Regions from separate parts of the Homo sapiens genome. Here region 1 is linked to region 2. A link is a loop called in an ENCODE intact Hi-C map of the cell type or tissue named here. Cell type or tissue: endothelial cell of umbilical vein. All regions are shown on one strand. Links, peaks and the distances in the headings refer to the core of each region. The heading gives the core; the rest is flanking DNA. Region 1 has its middle 150 kb from the start of CDKN2B. Region 2 overlaps MTAP (methylthioadenosine phosphorylase).

What was found. Peaks named below come from ENCODE experiments on the same cell type or tissue, not always from the same donor. Only the 100,000 strongest peaks of a DNase experiment are listed, where the experiment ranks them.
Region 1: it touches region 2 in a loop (10-fold over the local background); 2 of 110 quality-filtered maps call a loop at or near these places.

The regions. Positions count from the first base shown.
Region 1 is chr9:22,153,076-22,164,574 of GRCh38, reverse strand. No RefSeq gene overlaps it. Among named protein-coding and RNA genes, the nearest start is that of CDKN2B, 150 kb to the right of the region's middle. In endothelial cell of umbilical vein, for the core only: no CTCF peak of the experiment used is centred there; DNase peaks (open chromatin) are centred at 5,464 and 6,094; H3K27ac peaks cover 2,343 bases.
Region 2 is chr9:21,807,051-21,818,549 of GRCh38, reverse strand. It overlaps MTAP (methylthioadenosine phosphorylase), which reads right to left. Exons shown (of 8, transcript NM_002451.4): 2 at 3,031-3,117; 3 at 1,778-1,836; 4 at 348-515. It also overlaps the pseudogene TUBB8P1. Among named protein-coding and RNA genes, the nearest start is that of MTAP, 10 kb to the right of the region's middle. In endothelial cell of umbilical vein, for the core only: CTCF peaks have their summits at 4,517 (motif pointing left) and 5,387 (motif pointing left); DNase peaks (open chromatin) are centred at 4,499, 5,369 and 5,999; H3K27ac peaks cover 1,670 bases.

The DNA.
Region 1 (11,499 bases), core at 2,162-10,161, 350 kb before region 2:
CAATTCTTTATACATCTCATACTTAAATTTAATTTATCCAGTGTATTCCCTGTTGATCTAACTAGATTCATACTTATACGCATGAGACGGAATTGAAGGTAAATGAAATACTGACATGTGCATCCTCCTCCTCTAAAACTACATTTGTTTATTATGTTATAAATATTCAGAAGTAAATGTTTTATGTAATCATATCTATAGATTTGCCTACAGACACATCTTTCGTTACCTTTATGCTTAAAAAAAAATATCCTGTGCGTCCTCCTCTAAAACCACCGAGCACAAACCAGAACCCCAAATTAACTAGTCTAAATAAATAAATAAAGCCACACCCTTTTTTCTTATACTTAAGTCTTGAAACATGCTTCTTAATTATATTTTCTTCTAATTTCTCAAACTCCATTAAATATCTACCATGTGATAAGCATAGCTACACATTTGCCTATAATTTTTCTCATTTAAACCACATAATAACTCATAATATTAACAAATATTATCATTTCAAATTTACCAGAGAACACAAGCTGAGAAAGGCCAAGCAGCTATAATGAGCAGAACTGAAATTTTGACTCAGGCCTTCTAATTCTAAGATTTTTCCATAGCTTTACCTTTTTCCTAAATTCCTTGCTAAGTTCAGTCAGTAACAATAAAAGACACAAGGAGAAAGTATCATTATAGATTATACTTTAAAATTTGAGACACTGTTTTCCATCATTTTAAATTGGATCATAGATTTTAAAATAGAAAGAAGACTCAAAACCCTACATTCTCACCACCATGTAAAAGCAGAGAAAATAGCAAAAGCCCAGCAAAGAGAAGAGCGTAGGCTCAGAAGATGAACAGACATTTCTGAGAACAAATTCTGTCTCTGCCTGCTTTTATGATCTGCACGTCTCTGGGTACCTCATTTCACTTCTCAGAACCTCAGTTTCCTCATCTATGAAATGGAAAAAATTTCTCCCGAAGAGTTTTCTCTCAAGTATTAAATAATAATTATAATTGCAATCAAATTGTTACTTACAATTGTAATACTTGTAAATAACAGTTTGCAATTGCAAAGATAGTTAACCAACCTAGGTGCCCATCAACCAACTAGTGGATAAAGAAAATTTGATATATATACACACCAAGGAATACTACTCAGCCATAAAAAAAAAAAAAAACAAAATAAAGTGTTTTGCAGCAACTTGGATGGAACCGGAGGCCATTATTCTAAGTGAAGTAACTCAGAAATGAAAAACCAAATACCGTGTGTTCTCACTTTTTTTTTTTTCTTGAGATGGAGTCTCGCTCTGTTGCCCAGGCTGGAGTGCAGTGGTGGCATCTCGGCTCACTGCAAGCTCCGCCTCCCGGGTTCAGGCCATTCTCCTGCCTCAGCCTCCTGAGTAGCTGGGACTACAAGTGCCCGCCACCACGCCCGGCTAATTTTTTGTATTTTTAGTAGAGACGGGGTTTCACAGTGTTAGCCAGGATGGTCTCGATCCCCTGACCTCGTGATCTGTCCGCCTCAGCCTCCCAAAGTGAGGGATTACAGGCATGAGCCACCGCGCCCGGCCATGTTCTCACTTATAAGCAGGAGCTAAGCTATGAGAATGTAAAGACATGCAGAGAGATATAATGGACTTTGGGGATTTGGCGGGTAGGGGAAGAGGTTGGTAGAGGAATGAGGGATAAAAGACTGCATATTGGGTACAGCGTACACTAAAATCTCAGAATTTACCACTAAAGAATTTATCCATGTAACCAAAAACCACCAGTACCCCCAAAACTATTGAAATTTTTTTAAAAATAAGAAAAAATCAAATAGCATATACATTACCCTAGTACATGCCTAGAAAATCGTGGCTGATACGGTAAACTCTAAATTTTTCAGGAGCAAGTTAACTGATTTGCAAATTTAAGATGGGTTGAGTTAAAAACACATCTATACATCTAATATCACATTTTAGTATACATGTATATACACACAAATAAATTAGGAAACTATGCGGTAAAAATCATAAAAATTATTTCCTTATTAAGGATCAAATATGCAGTGTTTTTGTTTTGACATACAACTCCTCCCCAGTTGCAGCTTTATCTAGGCAGCCACCCGCTCAGCTCCTTCCCTTACTTCACTTCTCACCCTCTCCCATGCCATCATTCTCCCGGTCCTGGTGAAGACATGGTCTCTCTTCCCCCTTTCATAATAGCTGCTTCTTAACCTCCCTACTCATGTAGTGCATTGGGAGATGATTAGGGTCTAAGTCTTCTCCAAGACCCCCAACAGTAGCTAACTTGCCCCCAGATGATACTAAGCTACTCTGGTTATGTTTATGGGTTATTTGGGATTATTGGTGACCTTCCAACACTTTGCCCCCACTCCACCCGCAGCACACACACACCACACACCACCATCATCAACACTTAATTTATATTTGACTTTCTAGAATCAAATATATATCATTTAATTTATATTTGACTCTCTAGAATTTTTCTGCATTTCGCATTCCAAGTGGCTCTTTAGCTTATATTTCATTGTACTTAATGACAAGAAAGTAATTTCCTCTTGAAGATACATCCTATTTGATAGTTTGAAATGCTGAAAAATAATTCTCATACAAATCCAAACTCTCCTTTTGGATGATATTAATCTGAGTTTTATTTTTCTTCCCCTTGATCAAAAATTAAAAATAAAAATAAACACCTCCTCTAATTCCTTTTCCGTGGTGAAATCAGCTCTTCAGATAAGAGCCTAAGAAAATCAGGTTGTACTTCAAAGACATTATACTAGGTCTCAAAAGATTACATATGGTATGATTCCATTTCTATGGCAGTCTCAAGAAGCAAAACTATAGGAACAGAAAATACATCAGTTGTAGCGAGGATTTGGTGGAATGGAAGGGAGGTGATATGTCTGAAGATAAAGAGGCAAAAAGAATTTTGGGGAGTGTGGAAATTTTTCTGTATCCTATTGTGTTGATGTTTTGTTGGTTACAATAAGCTTTGCATGTATTAAAACTCAGAACTGTAAACCAAAAAAGGCAAATACTACTATATATATAATTTAAATGTTTTAAAATTTCTATTTTGATCTCTTATTATATGCCAGATCTTTACATAATTTTTCATCTTAATCATCATAAGAACCCAGTGAAATAAGTAACAGTATTATCTCCATTTTTCAGATAAAGAAACTGAGACACAGATTTACTAACTTGCCCAAGGTTACAAAGCTTAATGGAGGTGACCTTGGATTTTAATCCAAGCAGACTGACTCCAAAACGAAATATCCTTACCACTACCCTATGCTATCTCTGAAAAGAATGAAAAAGAACTTCATTTACCCTCTATCAATGAAACTAAATGACTTATTTAAGGAGCAGAATACCAGATATAACTATATGGGCATAATTTAATGTGCAAATGGAGCAGAGCACATGCCACCAAGGCAAACACACACATATATCTAAGCCCACAAAATGTCTTAATTGCTGTTTTAATAACTAATTACACTTTCCAATTTCCAATTGTCTTTGCAATAAAATATCTTCCTGTTTACATAATAAATGAATTTCAAAGTCAATTTCTAATTTCCTTTTTTTTTTTTTTTTTTTTTTGAGACAGAGTCTCGCTCTGTTGCCCAGGCTGGAGTGCAGTGGCGCAGTCTCAGCTCACTGCAAGCTCCGCCTCCCTGTTCCCGCCATTCTCCTGCCTCAGCCTCCCAAGTAGCTGGGACTACAGGCGCCCACCACCATGCCCGGCTAATTTTTTGTATTTTTAGAAGAGACAGGGTTCCACCGTGTTAGCCAGGATGGTCTCGATCTCCTGACCTTGTGATCCACTGGTCTTGGCCTCCCGAAGTGCTGGGATTACAGGCATGAGCCACCACACCTGGCTGTCAATTTCTAATTTCTAAAGAAAATCTTTCTGCAACTACTCCTTAAGAAATCAGTATTCCAATGCAAAGAAATTACAATATATCAATTGGAAGCTCAAATTACTTGTTTAAAAATTCAAAAAATTTAATTCCACTCCCCCTGCCTCTCTAGTTCCCCAAAACTAAATTCTTCTGGATATTTTTTGGAACTAAAACCTTTTAGTAATGAGGCAAACGGATAAATACACCCACATCTGGTGGCTTGTGGTCATTCTTACATATTCATCTAGGTCTTTCAGTGCCTGCAATCAATATACCCACAAACTCCATTCCAGGCACTTTACAAAAACAAAGCTGTCTTCTGCAAAAGTGATACATGGTATACCTTATATTTTAGCAGCAACAGCAGCAGTAGCAGCTCAGGAGAGAAAACAGAGGGAAACAATTATTATGGTTTTTAAAACTAAGAGTTACAAAGAGTGACTATATTTAGTAAGCACTATTTTGAGATGATAAAGTCTACTTAGTTTTGGTGCAAAAAGTTGGTTGAAGGATATTTGCATTTGGATTTTAACACTCAACACTCAATCATGATTAATTTAATCACCTTAGTACTATGTCCAAGATGGATTACACACATAATTATGTATATGTTCTTTTCCTCCAGGCAAGAATTATCTGGGGTCCATGTGACATTTCTGCCTTGAATCTGCCTTTCCTGACACATTCAAGGGTTTGATGAAGCTATTCGCAGCCCACCATGAAGCTCTTTGCAGCCCACTATCATCAGCCTCCAAACACCTTTAGTCTGAACCCTAAGATTCAGAAATAGTTTTTCTAATGAACTCTACTGCACTTTATGTAAATACAATTATATTTCATACAGTCATATCAAAAAAGGGAACCAAAGAGAGATATGTGGAAAGAACCTAGTTGATCTTTGGAGTCAAAGGACCCTATTCATCACTCATTTACCATCTGTGCAATGCAGAACATGTTTGAATTCTCCAGTTTTTCTTCTGAAAAAGCATTATACCTATATTTATCTTTTAAGGTTACTACTACAATCAAGTAAGATGTTGTTGGCCTAACAAAGTTCTTGGTACAGACTGGGTAACATAAGAATCATAATTATATTTACAACCAGTAAAAGAATTTATAATTACAATCAAGAAAAGAAATCCTATAGATAGAAAAGCATTCATCTATAGCCATTTGCAACTTTATTTCACAATATTTCCTTGGGCAAATTTCTCTACACCCTGCCCCAATATCAGGTTTTATCTTGTTATAAACCCGTAGGATTTTTAGTGTTTATCATGAGTTACCAGCATGTCCACCATGGAATACAATGATTTTGGTTTATCAAGTCAGGCTGGCTAGAGGAATATTTTAGAGAAGTAAATGACTTTGCAACCTGATGCAGCTAGCAGGGAGATTGCACAACCTTAATTCACAAGCACAAGCACACACACCCACACACCCAGGAAGCGTGGGGGTCTTGTGGAAGTCAGTAGCTTATCTATTATGTACACTCCGGAGCTGTAAACAAGACCATGTGAGGACTCAGCTAGAATGCTTCCTCTGAGTCAGTATTAAACAAACTTCCGAACTATTAGGGAAGGAAATAAAGCCACTGTACCCCCAAAGACACCCAGGACAGAGTGCCAGGGATTATGGGAGTTGTTTTTAATATTCTGCCAGAGACTGATGCAATGATTAAAGGAGGTTTTGTAATAAAAACAACATACTGCTTAACAATAAATAGCTAGCATAAATTAGAATGGGTTGTAATCTCATAAGGAGTGTCCTACCAGAAATTTACATGACCAATTATGTAAAAATAACAAAATGTTTTGAAAATCTTTAGTGCTGTACTTCATAAGAATGCTAGCACAACTTTTTGTTTGGTAACAATTACTTTAGTATCATATCACAGTATCTATTTTGATTCAGGATAAATCACAGGCAAAAATCTCATCAATGGTAAAAATAATACAACACCAGGAAATCACAAATTCTCAAAAACAGTACAGCATGGGGCAGTGGAGAAGACTCTGGCTTTGAAATCAGAAGTGTTCAAACTACATTTTCTAGTTTTGTGATCTTGAGCAAACTGTATCTTATGAAGATATCATTTTTTCATCTATAAGATAATGACATTCACAAGGTTCTTATTAAGATCATATTAGATATTAGATGAGTAAGCACTTTGACAAATATGTAGAGCTGTATGAATGTGAGATATAATGACTCACTGCTTTAACCTGTAAAAGTCCTCAGGTCAACTCAAACAGAGTTAGAAAGAAATCAGGTTTAGAATGCTCTGGAATTGTTTTTCTTGAAGGCTAATGAGTTCTAAAGCTTGCCTCTCCTTTGGCCTGAAGTAAGTACATTTTTATTTTTAGGAAGGAAAAAAAAGATGGATATCACCTGTAACTGAAAATCTGCAGTTATAACTTGATCCTGAGAATGCAGATGCTCTTACTTACACATAGTCTTGTTTCTGAGTTTTAGAAGACTGAATACAGAAATCACCAATCATAAAAAGGAGGAAACAAAGCATTTTAATTTCTTTCAATGTCCACAAAGTAGAATGTTTCATTAAGTGTTGTCTGGGTGTTCAGACAGTAAAGGACATTACCATTTCCGGCAACCCAAAACTTGACCTCACATTTGGACTTCTGACGGTAAACTTCCTGAGAGGAAATTAAATACAGAGAACCTCTTCCAGTTTGGGATACCGGTTCTGCCAAAAACACCGTGAGAAACACTTACACTAAATTAACTTTTTGAAATTTACCCTTAAAATACTAAAGCTAACAGAAAGGGCAGTGTATTTTTTTTTATTTAGAATAGGGAGTGAAATCAAAATCAAATATGTCCAATATATCCTTTTCTCCTTTTATTCCTCTAAAAATTTGTTCTACAGTAAGATAAAAGAGTTCTTCCTTGCTTTCCTATAATATCTTTACTTGAACTCTAATCTCTAGGCCTTAAAAATGAAAACATTCAATTGAAAGAAAAAAAGGAATTATAGCAGACATAATTTACATATATGACATATATAAATCAAAATAAATATGACTTGTTCACCCTACTTTTATTACTCAAGCTACCCAGGATCATTCAGGCTCTCTTTCTTATCTAAGGTGTGGTTCACCTTCTGAGTTCAGTAGACAATTTGAGAGGTCAAATAGAGTCCATCCTTCAGGCAGATGAGACACTGCCCTATTTTTAAAAGACTTCTAGAGAAGGAAATTCCACAAGCTTCCTCAGTTACACATTCCAGTATCTATGAACCTCACTGTCTGAAAATTTTTCCTTTTCTCTTATCTAAATCCCTCATACTGCAGCTTAAGCCTATTGCCTCCTGTCTGGTCCTTAATGGAGATCATCATCATCCTTCACAGATCAACCTCCTCACTCTAGGCTCCTTTCAGATTCTGCAAGCCTGGAACCACTTGATTCCTAACTCTCCTTATTCACAACTCTTCAATCATTATTGTTATTTGCCTATGATTTTCTTCCAAGTTGTTTTTCTCCAATCTTGTTTTCATTTCAAATACCCTTTACAAATAATTCTTTAAAGAGCAAAGGAAATGAAAATTATCCAGTAATTTTACTACACTAAAACAATCTTCTTTCAATTTTCTTTGTTCTTGCCCTGACTCTGTAGACAGACATTGTAACCATACTATGTCATTTTATTGAATTTATTCCAAGTTTTAAAATTGTTAAGTTTCCCAACCCAGGACGCGCTTAAAATGAGCTACTTTATCATTATAATTTTGACAACGCTGGTATAAGGTTTGTGATCAGAAGAATTTTCTCTATCATTCAATGTATTTAAATGATGACTAGCAAGTACTGGGCTGGGTTCTAAGAATTTAGAGTATTTAACAAATAGTTCTTGCCCACAATCAGGTCTTAACAAAACACTCAGCCAATTAATTCGAATTTTAAAACGATTCTGTATTGGTGATTTCAGCATGTACCTAAACTGTGCAACCTTAGATGGGGGGCTGAGAGAGCTGGATCTTGGGGAGAGCAGAGGCTGCAGAAGCCAGGAGTGAAGAGTCACCTGGCAGGTAATCGGAGGGGTAGAGGGTTGTGATAAATTACCACAGCATCCGCTATCTACTGGGAGGCCAGAGCACCTAAGGACAGAATGCTCAGTGCAATCCATAGTTTAACTGGGCCTCTGTGGGAGGATATTTTGTCAAAGTCTGGGCTCAGTGGCAGCTGCCTCCCAAATATTTTCTGAATTGTAGTAAGAGAGCTTTGTTACCAGAATGAAATGGCAAATTGGTACAACTGGAGAATAAGTTAATAGGGTAATGTGACTTCGAGGTAAATCTTGGGAATTTACTTAGTAATTGATGAAACCATCTAATATCATCAAGAGAGCAACAACATTAAAGTAAAAATTGGTTCCACTACCATAACGTCTTCAGATAAATCCCTCTTCAGTTCTCACCCTCAGTTTCTTCACCTATAAAAGCAGACATTTATGGTGTATCCTAGAACTAAGATTCCAGGAAATAGCAAATATTAAAAATGACACATTATCCTTTCAAAAACTGAACATATAATCCCTTCCTTAATGTTGGGATTTTCACTAATTCTTAGGCCTAAATTTTTTTTTCCAGAAATCTCTTTTATTTCTTTAGATATATAAAACACTGTTACTTTATATTCTCTCTGATAATTCCAGTATCTGGGTCTACAGAGTCAATCTGTTGCTTCTGCTGGATCTCATAGTGTATTGTTTCCTTGTGGTGTTTATGAATTTTTAAACCTGGAGATCTCATTTTCTTTTCTTTCTTTCTTTCTTTTTTTTTTCTTTTTTTTTTTTGTAGAGATGGGGGTCTCTCACTGCGTTGCCCAGGCTGGTCTCGAACTCCTGGCCTCAAGTGCTGGGATTCCAGGCGTGAGCCACCACGCCTGGCCGAGATGTTCCTTTTCCTTGGAACTTGATCAACACAAAATCCTGAGGCCTGTCGTGGTCGTGTTCCTCTGGGACAGATTCTCAACCGGGGACACTTCTGCTCCCAAGGACACATTTCGACGTCCTGAGACATTTCTGGGTGTCATAACAGTGTGCACGCATGTGTATGTACCTGCACACGCTACTGGCACCTCGCGGATAGAGCCCAGGGACGCTGCTCACATCCTGCACGGAGACTGACCTGCCCAGCGTCCCTAGGGCGGGCTCCAGGTAGGGTCTGCATGTGCCTCTGCCAGCCACCTAGACCCTGCCAGCCGGGGCCACTTTAAATTCTCCCCTCGTGGTCTCCAGGGCCACACAGTAGCCTGATTTCAAGCTGTAAACTTGGAGGACCTATTTTTTTTCACCTTGCACGGAACACCAAGGCTGAAAGGCAGTTTTTCCGGAGGTGCCAGCCTGTCTCACATTTCCGCTTCAGCTGCGGGGTCCAGCTCTATGTGGGCGGTCTCCTGATGAAGTCACCCCGGGACAGACACTGTTCTGTCTCCTGCTTCCAGTCCAGTAAAGATACCAGGATCCCCCAGGGCATGGCAGGCACCCTCAAAGGCAGACGTGGGGAGGCCCTGGTGGGCAGACCCCAGCCTGCTGACGGGGGGCTTCTCCCCAGCTGCCACTGGCCCACCCACTGCGCTGCAGTCCACCTGGTGCTGGGGCTGTGGGGCACAGGCCCTCAGGACCTGCTCCCTTTCCTGCCCAGGAGGTCCAGGCCTGGCATCCTTATGTCCCCTGGAAAGCCCACTCCCTTCTTCAGGGTAGGAGGGCAGCTGCATGCTGGGCTGACTTGGGCCTGTCCTGGGACACTCCTGCAGGCCAGGTGCAGCAGGGGATGTGGCTCTGTGGGGTTGCTGTGGGCAGGTTAGCATGGAGCTGGGCTCTGGAAGGGAGTTGCCACACTGCCTGCCAGGACCCCTCCTCTGAGACAGGTGCCTTGTGGGACAGTGTACCAAAGTGCCCTGGACACGAGGGGGCCCTGCGCTCCACACAATCTGACCCCGCATCGGGGGCCCTGCGCCCCACACACTCTGACCCCGCATCGGGGACCCTGCGCCCCACCCCCACTGACCCCGCATCGGGGGCCCTGCGCCCCACACACTCTGACCCCGCATCGGGGACCCTGCGCCCCACCCCCACTGACCCCGCATCGGGGGCCCTGCACCCCCACACACTGACCCCGCATCGGGGGCCCTGTGCCCCACACACTCTGACCCCGCATCGGGGACCCTGCGCCCCACCCCCACTGACCCCACATCGGGGGCCCTGCACCCCCACACACTGACCCCGCATCGGGGGCCCTGTGCCCCACACACTCTGACCCCGCATCGGGGGCCCTGGGCTGCAGAACCCATCAATGATGTTGCCGTGCCCCTGGTTGTGGTGACACTGGGGCCCTCCAGGCTGGGCTGAGCAGGGTCCCCCCACCAGTGCGTACTCCAGCACCAGTGGGAGTGGGCCTGGGCAGGGGGTGAGGGAGTGACACCCAAGGGGACCTGTCCCAGCTTCCTCCTGTACCCTGGGGGTTCTCGTTTTCCTTGGCTAAGGGAAGTGGCCTCTCCCAGCTGAAACCTGGGGTCAGGCTGGGCATGAGAGGAAAGCGGGGTGAGCGGGACCCCAGACCTTGGGAATCCTGAGTGGGGGGGACAGGCTTTGCCTATGAAGTGCCTGGGAGCTGTCTGGGGGCCCTCCTGGGGAGCCAGACTCACAGGTTGTTGTGTGGGACTCAATGTGGGGCAGTGTCCTGTCTTAGGCCTAAATTTTAAAGAGATATAGATAGACTATGCTCTCAAGAAGTTTAGTTTTTAAAAACTGAATTTTGGGTTTAAAATACTGAGGGAGTGTATAGCTTAATAGATTCTGAATGAAGAGCAAAAGAGCCTATTAATTCATCCATTCATTCAACAAATATGTGTTGAACGTCACCATGTAACAGGTTCTGTGCTAAGGGCTGGTAATATTTTGAAGAATAAAATTCAAGGTCCCAGAAAGACAGATTTGTCATACTTGAAACAAATCATTAAAGAGAATTTAATGAAGAGTCTGTTTTTAAAAGATGTGAACTGCGTTAAGGGAAACTGAAGCACCCTAAGGCTAGCAACAGTGAGGAGGACAGAAAGAGAAAACAAGGAGCCAAGTTGAATTACCGGAGATCATCAAGGAGAAGAAATAGTTATGGAACCCAAAAGCTGTAGAAGAGGACTGCCTGAAAGGAGCTATAACCCTCAGTAGAAACACACAGTAGCCTTCTTTCTTATCCTCTGGTCTTTACTTAACTGAACTCAACTGGAGGGCAGAGGCAGGGGACCCCAACTGATGCAGCTCCTAGAGGTCAACAAAATGAAGAATATATAGCCCATTCCTGCTTTAAAAAAAAATGTATTGCTTTGTGACAGAGAGAAACATTAAACAACAAAGAAAGAAATATAATAAGATAATTTCAGATAATCATGAGGGTCTGAGGAATTTAAAACAAGGTTGTGACTGAGGGGGTGAAGGTCCCTCTAAGGAGATGATATTTTTACTAAGAACTTAAAAGAAGGAGCCATCTATAAAGATAAGGAGGGCATTCGAGGAAGAAGATAGAGCAACTGTAAAGTAGTAGGCCTTTGGAGGGTTTTTTGCAGTGTTTGAGAAT
Region 2 (11,499 bases), core at 1,497-9,496:
TCAAGACCAGCCTGACCAATATGACGAAACTCCATCTCTACTAAAAATACAAAAATTAGCTGGGCATTGTGGCATGTGCCTGTAGTCCCAGCTACTCGGGAGGCTAAGACAGAAGCATTGCTTGAACCTGGGAGGCGGAGGTTTCAGTGAGCTGAGTTCATGCCACTGCACTCCAGCCTGGGAGACAGAGTGAGGCTCCGTCTCCAAAAAAAAAAAAAAAAAAAAAAAAAAAGCAAGCGAGTCTGTGGCACTGCCCTCCCAGTTGCCCTGCCGGTTCCCACGCGTCGTCCATTTGAGCTGAAAATGACCAGCTACAATAGCCTAAAGCATTTTGTATGACTGCTTACCTGTCAATGAACTGATCAATAATGACAATATCGCCGGGCTGAATCTCCTCCCTCAAGGAGCCACAAGCTGTGGTCACTATGACATGTGTACAGCCCTCTTCCTTCAAAGCCCAGATGTTCGCCTGGTAGTTGACCTTTGAAGGCATGATGGTGTGCTGCCTTCCATGCCTATGGAAGGAGAGAAGAAATTGTTAACCCGTGATGAGTACACCACCAACTGTTTTCTCCTAGAGTCTAGAAAAAATTAAGTGATTCTCTAGCAATGACCACAGACTAACACAGGGGGTCTCCTAGAACCCAGTCCAGTGAGCAACTAAAACTAAAATTTAGGTTCACTGGATTCTGAGAAGCCACTCCTGTTTCAAATATGTAGAGTGGCAGACAGACCCTAGTGAGGACCCCACTGTCATGCTCTGTATAAAGGATCAGTGAACCTGGGACTTGCATTCAGCCAATAGAAAAATGGTAAACGTGCTATAAGTCACTCCCACGATTAGGCTCTACCTTGCAAGCATGCATAGGAGATTCTCCTGCCGGACTCCTGCATGCTTGCAAGGTACAGCTTAACCATGGAGGTGACTTCTAGCACCTTTGCCATATCCTAATAGCAAGAAGCAAGCTGCAGTCAAGTGAACAGCCTGTGGAGCAGGCCACACGGCAGGGAATGTGAACCACCTCTAGGAGCCAAAGGCCTCCGCCCTGTAACTTCTAGGGAGTGAATTCTCCTACAACTACACGAGCTTGAACAAGGACCTCAAGCTCCAGATGGGGACTCAGTCCTTGAATATGCCTTGTGGGGCCTTGTGCAACCCCAAGCAGAGGACTGGCTAAGCTGTGCCAGACTTCTGACCAACAGGAACTAGGAGATGATGTGTGCTATTTTAAGCTGCTAAATTTGTGGTAATTTGTTACACAACAGTAGAGAACTCATACATATATCTTGACTAACTTCTAACAATGGGATAAAAATGACTTGGCCTCCTCTGTAATATGGAGCAGCACCAGCCTCCTTAAGGAAACAACAGCACAGACACAAGTAACCCACTTCAGAAGCCCTAAGCCTACTTCCCACAGACATATAACTACTACCAGCAAGAGGTCATTAATGATGCATTGTTTTTCTTTATCTTTATAAGAAGGGGGAAAAAAATGAACAAAACATTTCTTCTTGCAGTTAGAACTAAAACCAGAGCTTTGATTTTAGTCATCTGATCTACTTTCCCAATGTAAGGGGCAAGAGCATGAGATCTTTGATCTCCTAAGTCAATATAACTTAACCAAAAATAAAACATTGTAAATAAAGGTTACTAAGATGTTCTGATTCTGCCAACATATAAAAGCTCAGACCTGTATCTTTACTCTTTCCAGAATTTAAGTTAAATTTAAATTATCCTTTAGTAGTAACATCCAAAAAGCTTAAAATACCATACCTTGCAAGGAGGACGCAATCAACATTTTTTATCTTCCCCAAAATTAAGGCATCAGATGGCTGCATGCAATGAAAAAATGACATTTAACTCAGTGATTTAAAAACAGGTATGTAAATTATAATTGTTCAACCACAACAGGACTCATGGAATCTGAAGAGTCTGAGGATACAACTTAGAGAAGAGGCAAGATCTGATTATCAATATAATCATTTAATCAATTACTTATTGATCCCTCTGCAGGCATAGATTCACAGGACTCAAGGTTACCATGGGCACCTGTGTAGGTACCATTTAGTCAGATCTATTTGTAACGAGTACCCCAGGGAACTCTGATGGTAGACTGGTCAAATTTAGATGTGTCAAGGTTATTGGGCAGGTTTGAGAACAGGTGTGAAGGTGAAAGGCAGAAAGGATAACAAGCCACCATCATGACACTAAGAATTCAGCACTGGAAATGTCTGCTTGTGTTAACCAGGTCTAAGATGATCATGGAAATGACTTGAGGTAACAAAGGCTGGAAAGACCCTTAGAACCGAGGGGTTTAAGAAAATGAACCAGGATGACTGCAGGACTGGGAGCACACAAGGTCAACCTAAGAATTTAGCTGAAAAGGAGGGTTTGGTTGGGACAGCCAGATAGAGAGATCTTACAGATGGACCAGAGGACGTAGCAATATGGAATTAGGAGAATGCAGACACCCTCACCCCGGCCTAGGCTGAGTGACATGGGCTTGGAGAACAAGCAACCTCTCCTATAAAAGGAGGAGCATTTTATTTCTAGCTCAGTTACACATTCAACTAACATCAGGTATGTTCTAATTCCCCAAAACAATTCTTTCCACTCAAATGCCGCTTCGTAACAATAATTCATCCTATTAGTCATCAGCCTGTCCCCTAATTAGTGTGGTGTGACCTATTGGCCACAAATTAGAAGATTTGAATGTAGATTTGAAAAGTACAGTCTGAAATGAGTCTGTGGTCTGAAATGAGTATCTGATTTCCAGCAACAGAATGAGAAGTGATTTACATACTAAGTAGCCATTTTCTCAAAACATCAAAGTGTGAGGCGCCCATCAGACACCTTCTCAGCTGATGGAACCCAACAGCAGAACTTCTGGCCCTCTCTGCTGGGAGCAGACAGCCCTGGGCTGCCAAAACAAAAGCAATTCTTTTTTTTTTTTTTAATTCAAAAATCAAGCCAGCAAGGAGAAATGAAAAAACTAAAAAACATGTCTCCACAAGTTGGATATTAACCTTGCCAAATGGAGTATCCACATATTTTTCAGTTCTTCCTTCTAAAATTTCTGGATCATCCAGGCCTGTTCCACCAATTATTCCAATCTAAGAGAGAAAAAGACAGAGAAGATTATTGTATTTGGTAATTTTTATTAGAAATAAGATTCTAAGCAAATTCATTTATTCATATGCTCTTCTCCATTCCTGCCAAGCCCTAGTTATTTTTTTGAAATCTGAAAATTACTGAACATCAATCAACAAATATTTCAAAGCCTTCCATAAAAATCAACAAACATTTGAAGGCCTTCTATATTCTATAAGTAACCAAAACGTAGGGCACCTTTTTGGACTACATCACATTTACTTCTGACTGTCTGAATTACAAGTCAGCATAGAGAGGTATTTTAACCAACTCAAGGTAGAAAATCAAACCTAAAAGTAGGCAAGTATGGTAGTGGAAAGTACCTTCTGATCAATTTTGTTTCTCTGTCAAATGGACTATAGAATAAACAATGTTCAGAAGACTGCTGGGATATAAAATATTAGGTATTCCATTTGGTATTGATTTCTCCTCACTGTTCTATTTGATAAAGAAATGAGAGATTATCTTTCCCACGCCATTAGAATCACAGAGCTAGGAGAGAATGCAGACAGAGGAGACTGAAATTGCATGAAAAGTTACCCGCATATACATTTATGAAAACAATCATTCATATATGTATGCAAATTCATATTTACATGTTGTAAATATACATATAGCATACTCATGTATATTACTCAGTAAATACATTTATGCAAATATAAATAATTCAAAAGGTAGTTATAAGTTTTTTTTAAGTTCATGCATTGTATTGCATTTTTCAGAGATTATCTTGAAAGTCCTTGTCTGAGTTAAAGAAACCTAGCACTATCCTCTGAGAGTTGATCTAATTTGATGATTAAGAAAGACAAACAAGAACAATTACAAAAATAAATAAAAATTAACTAAACTGTTAAAACTAAAAATAAGTAACAAATCATTAGGGAAATTTCCTTGGGCTGGTACCTCCTAGAGAGTAAACAGTGCCAGGCTAACTTTATTAGAAACCTAATTAATGCGAAGTGACCTGAGCATTGTTGTTTTTCAATGAAAAGCTTTAAATCTATTGTCACAAGGGTAACTAAATAAAATAAAGTAGGCCTCAAGAAAAAAATTCCAGGATTAAGAATTCAGTGAACATCTGCATTAAATAATTTTCAGGTCAGGTTACACAAGTTGAGTCCTATCAACACGTAAAAAAATGGTTACCTTTCTGGCTCAGTTTCCTGAAAAAAACAAAACACACACACAAAAAAAGCAACAACAACAAAAAACAAACAAGAAAATAAGGACAATTTAGTGAGGTTTTTACTGAAGAACTCTGCCTGTTTCCCATGACATGGTTACATAATTTGTGACTGTCCACCACAATTTCCTTAAGTGGCAAAGCCAGGCTTTGATGTTGGCGCCATCTTGTGGAGGTATATTATTAAAACCACAGCAGGTTAACATACTTTTATGTCAACGAACAAAGAGTAACCAGTATTATAGCTTTCAAATCAACAGAAGTGTTCACTTAAGTCAATACATTTAAATTACGGCACTTCAATAGAAAATAACAAAAATTCATACTGTTTTAGGAAATCCCAATCCTTCCTTAGCCTGGCTTCTCCATCTTATCCTTCATTCCGTGGACCTCTGAAGCACCACAGGTCATGAGGAGGCTAAGAAACCATCCAGCCCATATCCTCACCTGGGACACAGATATGAACTGCTGACTCTGAAATTACTCTCAGCCAGCTCCCTGGGGATTCAGCTACTAGCTTTTTAACTTATCACCACTTTGGCCTGGCTGTTTCTGGGTGTTCCCTGAGCCAGGGCATCTCAGATTCTGGATTCAACACTGGATGCTCGGGATCAAATACACAAATCGAGTTGGGCTTTGTTTGGAGCCACCCTCTGAGTTTAGGTGAACTTGCCCAGCATTGTAGCAGTTGTTGAGAAATGCTAACCAGGTGTCCCGCTGAATTTCAGAGCCCCTGAGCTCACTCTCAGCAACCCCAAGCTTCAGTCTGCACCACCTGGCTGCATAATGACTCTGCACCAGGTAGCTGGCAACTCAGCCCTCAGCAAGGAACATGTAGTAGCCCTGGACATGAAAGCAAGAGTGGCTACTGCTCTGGAATGATCTGCAGGCAAGCCCATCCAGTCACTTTACTAGGTCCAGTTGTTTACGGAAACCTACATTGTGCGAGGGATACAGGGACAAGTGTAGCAACTGAGTCCCGCCATCCCAGGAAACTGGACCTCTAAGATGGAGGCCAGCAGGGCCAAGATGTGGCCAATGTCGCCACCTGCTGGCTCCACAGCAAAGTACAACTGGGATGAAGTACCCAAGCACTGATGGCCCAATTCTATCCACATTCCTTTGAGTCTCTAAGTTTGTGTCAACTCAGTACTGCCTTAGTTATAAAGTAACTGTGTCTGTGGACTTACATGTTAAAGGCACTGTGCTAAGTGCTTCAGTGGCCTTACCTTATTTCATCATCAGGACCATAAGATGGGCCCTATAGAATGTTACCCGTTTTACAAACGAAGAAAGAGAAGCACAAAAATTAAAAACCTCGTCCAGGGGCCAATCATAAGGAGCAAAGCTGGGATACAAATCTAGGTCTTTCAGGCTTAACCACTATGATGTGCCCTCTCCCAATATCCCCTGGAGTCCTCCATAACATTATACCTTATTAGAAAAGTTATTTGTCTCCATGTTATGAGACAACATGCTCAGAGAGGTCAAGTTCATGACGAAGGTCACAGAACAAGCACAGAAACAGTGACTCCAGGTATCTGAGTGAATCATCTCAGAGGGGAGGAAAACTCTTTCTTAATGACCTCATCCACCCTCAGGAAACAATGACAAGACCTTGCCAGGCCTCCTGGGCAGGAAGCGTCAGTCCTCAGTCCAGTTAATTCTAGACTGTGTAGGAAATGTGTTCAAGACCTGAGATGGAATTTCTGCCCAGCCAGGACTTCTTTATTACACAAGATAGAGTTCTGAAATAGGGAGTCAATCAAGGTCCTTGACAGATTTTAAAAGCTAGTGGCTCATGCCACACTTTTCCACGGACTGACCATCAAACCAAACTTCTCAAAACTAGACCTTCTGCAATGATAATAAATAAAGCTCTCTATGACATCTGCCTCAGAACCCTAAAGCTGCCCACACCTACCTACAGTGACTTGAACCACCTGGTGTCTGCAGCCATGAGTGGGGTCACCATCTGTCTGCATTTCCCTGGCCAACTCAATGCTGACTTGCAGAAGCTGGCCGCAAACATGGTCCTGTTCCCCCACCTGCACTTCATGTATGGCTTCCCCCTGCTGACCAGCTGGGACAACCAGCAGTACTGGGCCCTCATGGTGCGTGAGCCCACTTGGCAGTTCTTTGATGCCAAGAATATGATGGCTGCCTGCAACCTCTGCCATGGTTGCTACGTAATGGTAGCTGCCATGTTCAGGGGCCACATGTCCATGAAGGAGGTGGACATGCACATGCTTAATGCCCAAAATATGAACAGCAGCTACTTTGTTGGTTGGATCCCCCAAGATATAAAAACAGCTGTGTGTGACTTCCCACCCTCAGGGCTAAAGATGTCCGGCCACCTTCACTGGCAACAACACTGCTATCTAGGATCTGATCAAGGGCATCTCAGAGCAGTTCACAGGTATACTTCGGTGCAAAGCTTTCCTGTACTGGTACACGGGCGAGGGCATGGATGAGATGGAATTCACCGAGGCTGAAAGCAACATGAACGACCTGGTGTCTGAGTACCAGCAGTAGCAGGAGGCCACGGCTGAGGAGGAAGAGTTTGAGTGAGCCAAGGAGGAGGTAGGTGGCCTAGAGCCTTCTGTTACTGTGTAAAGGGTGGAAGTGGTGTGAACCCTTTATTCACGCACAATCTGTTCTATGACAGCCATGTCTTAGTGTATGTGCGCTTGCTGTTGTGTCTTGACATCACATGTTCTAAAGACACCCCAAAGAAAGCATTTTCACAGTGAAAAAAAAAATTTTTTTGTTCAAGAGCAAATCAATCCAAGGGTCTGACTTCTCTGAGACTGTGAAAGCATTTATCCAAATACCAGTTCACCTGGTCAGAACAGTTACTTCTAGCAATGTGGAAAGGGTGCATAGTAACCCCTACTCTGTCTATTTCTTCTAGTACCTGGCTACAGGAGATTTTACCAACCCTTCTTTGTCCCAGAAACCATTCACCATCACTTTGAGGCCTGGGCACACTGCCGTAAGGAACCCAGCACTCTATAATGGCATTTTCAAAATACCATCACCCCAAGCGGTTGAGACTAGCTCATGCCAGGGAGATGGGCTGCCTCTGAGTGCCTCAAGCTCACGATAAGGTAAGCGAGCCAGAGCTGGAGCTGGCACAGCCCGATCTGAGCACTGCAGTCCTTTAGCTCTGGTTGCCATAACAATTTTGGCAAGCACAGCAGACGGAGGCCCTCATTATTAGGCTGACATGGCTTTGAGGCCTGTCAGGGCCTTGCAAAATCCTGGAAGCCTAGCTGTATGAGAGGGAGCAACCAACTGTCTCAGGCTGTGAGGACTGTTAAAAACCTGCAATAGGGTCCACAGGGATAGCTGGGGTCTCCATCTCTGACAAGACACCCCCTCTGTAGGCCACCCTTGTAGGTAATGGTTATGGATGGAATTGTATCTCCCCTAAGTTCATAGGTTGAAGTTCCAACTCTCAGTACCTCAGAATGTGACTGTATTTGCCGTTTTTAAAGAGGTAATTCAGATCAAATGAGGTCACTGGGATGGGCCCTAATGCAGTATACCTCATGTTATGGTTTGAATGTGGTCATCTTCAAAACTCATGTTGAGGCTTGGTCCCCAAATATAGTGATGCTGGGAGGTAGTACCTTTAAGAGGAGTTTGAGTCATGAGCCATGGTAATAATCCACCCCAATTAAGGGATTCATGCAGTCCCAGGGGAGGGTGTTCTTGCTCTCATTGGGTTGGATTAGTTCCAGTGAGAGTGGGTTGTTATGAAGCAAAGTTTGTCTCTTTTTTGTTTCCTTTTCCTATCTCCCTCGTCTCCCTTTCATTTCTTTTAAATAAACCTCTTCTCTTTATAAATTACCCTGTCTCAGGTATTCTGTTATAGCAACAGAAAACAGACTAAGAAAACTGTTGTCCTTACAAGAGATTGGGATATAACCACATACAGAGGGAAGACCCTGTGAAGACAAATGGAGAACATTGCCATGTACAAGCCAAGCAGACTGACCTTACAAGAAATCCACCTTGATCTCACCTTGATCTTGGACTTCTAACCTCCAGCGCTGTGAGGAGATAATGCTTCTGTTGCATAAGCTACCCATTCTGTAGTGCTTTGTTATAGCAGGCCTAGCGAACTAATACAGTGACTCTATATTTTAGTCAGAGAAGCTTGGATGATGCAAGCGCTCAAAACATCCATGGTTTTTATTTGAGCAAATGCCCCTTGAGAAGTACAGATATCAGTCTAAAGGGCAGACACCCTCTTAAAGACACACTTCACCTGCTGAAATGGCCAGATATTTTTAGAGGAGGACTCTCCCTAATGCATACTTTGTTAGAGCTCTCCTTTGCCTGTGGAGCAACAGTGGGAGCCACCCACCCTCCTGAACCAGCTGCTGGATACTAGGACATTCCCCTTCTCTAGCTTTCAATACCAAAGCCCAGGCCTCAGGGATTCTGATTAGTTGGGCAAGGCGTAGTTTGTTTTTAAAGCTCCGCAGGTGGTTCTAAAGTGCCCTCAGAACTAAGCAACCTGCTCTAGGGCCTAGACCATAAATTTCTTTCTTTTTTTTTTTTTTGAGACGGAGTCTCACTCTGTCGCCCAGGCTGGAGTGCAGTGGTGCGATCTCGGCTCACTGCAAGCTCCGCCTCCCAGTTTCACACCATTCTCCTGCCTTAGTCTCCCAAGTAGCTGGGATGACAGGAGGCTGCCACCGTGCCCGGCTAATTTTTTGTATTTTTAGTAGAGACGGGGTTTCACCATGTTAGCCAGGATGGTCTCAATCTTCGGATCTTGTGATCCGCCCGCCTCAGCCTCCCAAAGTGCTGGGATTACAGGCATGAGCCACCGCGCCCGGCCCCTAGACCATAAATTTTTAAAACGTGGGCTGAGTGTGGCAAGCTGAACAATGCCCCTGTCCCAAGAGATCCTAGCTACATCCTAATTCCCAGAACCTGGGAATGTTACCTCAAATATGATTAAATCCAGGATCTTGAGATGGGGAGATTATCCTAGATTACCTGGGTGGGACCTAAATGAAATCACAAGGAGGCAAGAAGGTCAAATGAGGAAGAAAGTGATATAATGATAGAAGCAGAGGGAGAGAAAAGGGGACATGATGTGGGGCCATGGGCCAAGAAGTGCTGGTGCCTCCAGAAGCTGAAAAAGGCAAGGAAATAGGTTTTCCCCATAAGCAAGAGAAACTTATCTTCTCACAGTTCTGGAGGCTAGAAGTCCAACATTAAGGTGAGATTGGGATTGATTTCTTCTAAGGTCAGTCTCCTTGGCTTGTAGATGGCAGCGTTCTCCATGTGTCTTCACATGGTCTTCCCTCTGTATGTGTCCGTGTCCCAATCTCTTACAAGCACAACATTTTTCTTAGTCTGTTTTCTGCTGCTATAACAGAATACCTGAGATAGGGTAATTTATAAAGAAAAGAGGCTTATTTAGCTCATGGTTCTACAGGTTCAGAAGACTGAAAAAGGCAAGGAAATGGTTTTTCTAAGAGGAACCAGCCCGATACACATGTTAATTTTAGCCCTGTAAGACTCATTTTGGATTTGTGGACTCCAGAACTGTAAGAGAATACGTTTGTGTGTGTGTGTGTGTGTTTTTTTTTTTTTTGGAAACAGAGTCTCACTTTGTCACCCAGGCTGCTGGAGTGCAGTGGTGAAATCTCAGCTCACTGCAGCCTCAACCTCCTGGGTTCAAGTGACCCTCCTACCTCAGCCCCCAAGGAGCTGAACTACAAGCGTGCACCGCCACGCCTGGCTAATTTTTTTGTTTTTTTTTTTTGCAGAGATGAGGTTTCACCATGCTGCCCAGGCTGGTCTTGAACGCCTGAGCTCAAGCAGTCTATCCACCTCAGCCTCCCAAAGTGCTATGATTACAGGCATGAGCCACCATGCCCGGCCTCATGTGTGTTGTCTTAAGCCACTCCATTTGTGAAAATTGTTATAGCAGCAACAGGAAACTATAACACTAAGGGAAGAACTTGTTAAAAATGTAGATGGCCACCCTTTCCAAAGCTCTCTAGGTCAGTGGCTGTCAAACTTCGGTGGACATCTGAATATTCTAAGGCTTGTCAAAACCTAGATTGCTGGGCCCCAGCCCCAGAGTTTCTGATTCACTGGGACTGGGGTGGGGCCTATGAACTTGCATTTCTAGCAAATGACCAGGTGATATGAATGCATGACACGCTTTGAGAACCACTGCTTTAGATGCTTTTGAGGCACAGGCTGGAATGCCATGACTACAACCACAGGTGAGGATCCAGAATCCACTGCATACAAACATTTTCCTTAACTGCTTCCTCAGCTGTACCTATAGGGTAAGATTTTTACTAATCCATAAAATTATCAAGAGAATAAAATGAAATAATGTATTACCATCAGTCTCTGTTTCTGTATACCCTACCACTCCTGGCAAAAATAAAAAATCAAAATAAACTTCCTCAAAGCAACAAAAAAAGCCCTTATTTCCTCCTTTTACTCTGCTGAGCAGTACAAAACCTGGCTGCTCCTACCTCTCTTCAGCAGGTAGTCTTTTTTGGGATTTAGCCTTGGGGTCCTCAACTAAATGTCAAACAGCTCTCCTGGGGGTATCTGGAAACAGGGCTATTTCTGGCTGTCATGACTAGGGGGAGTGCTACTGGCATTTCTGTGGAGGAGGTTAAGGGTTGTACTCCATGTCCTGCAATGCTTGGGACAGTCCTACAAAAGAAATAATTGTCCTGCCCAAAATGCCCTTGTGTCCCTAGGCAAAAAAAATGAAGGCTTGTTGGTCATGTGATTTTCAACTGGGGCCTGCAGGTTGTCCTCAGTTTCAGATAGCCACACAAGGACTCTCAGGCTGAAGGCCCTTGCAGGCCACACTCAAGACAGCAAAGCAGGGAGTGTAAAGGCCCATATTCCACAGTCTACAAACCATGACTTGTCCATCTCCCTTAATATCATTATGTTGATAGCTCACTACCAACCTACAATGGGACCATATCCCCTCCTTGTCACAGCAACCATGATTAACAAGTTGTTGTTATTATTATTATTATTTTGAGACAGGATCTTACTCTGTCGCCCAGGCTGGAGTGCAATGGCGCAGTCTCTGCTCACTGCAACCTCTGCCTCCTGGGCTCAAGAGATTCGCCCACCTTGGCCTCCTGAGTAG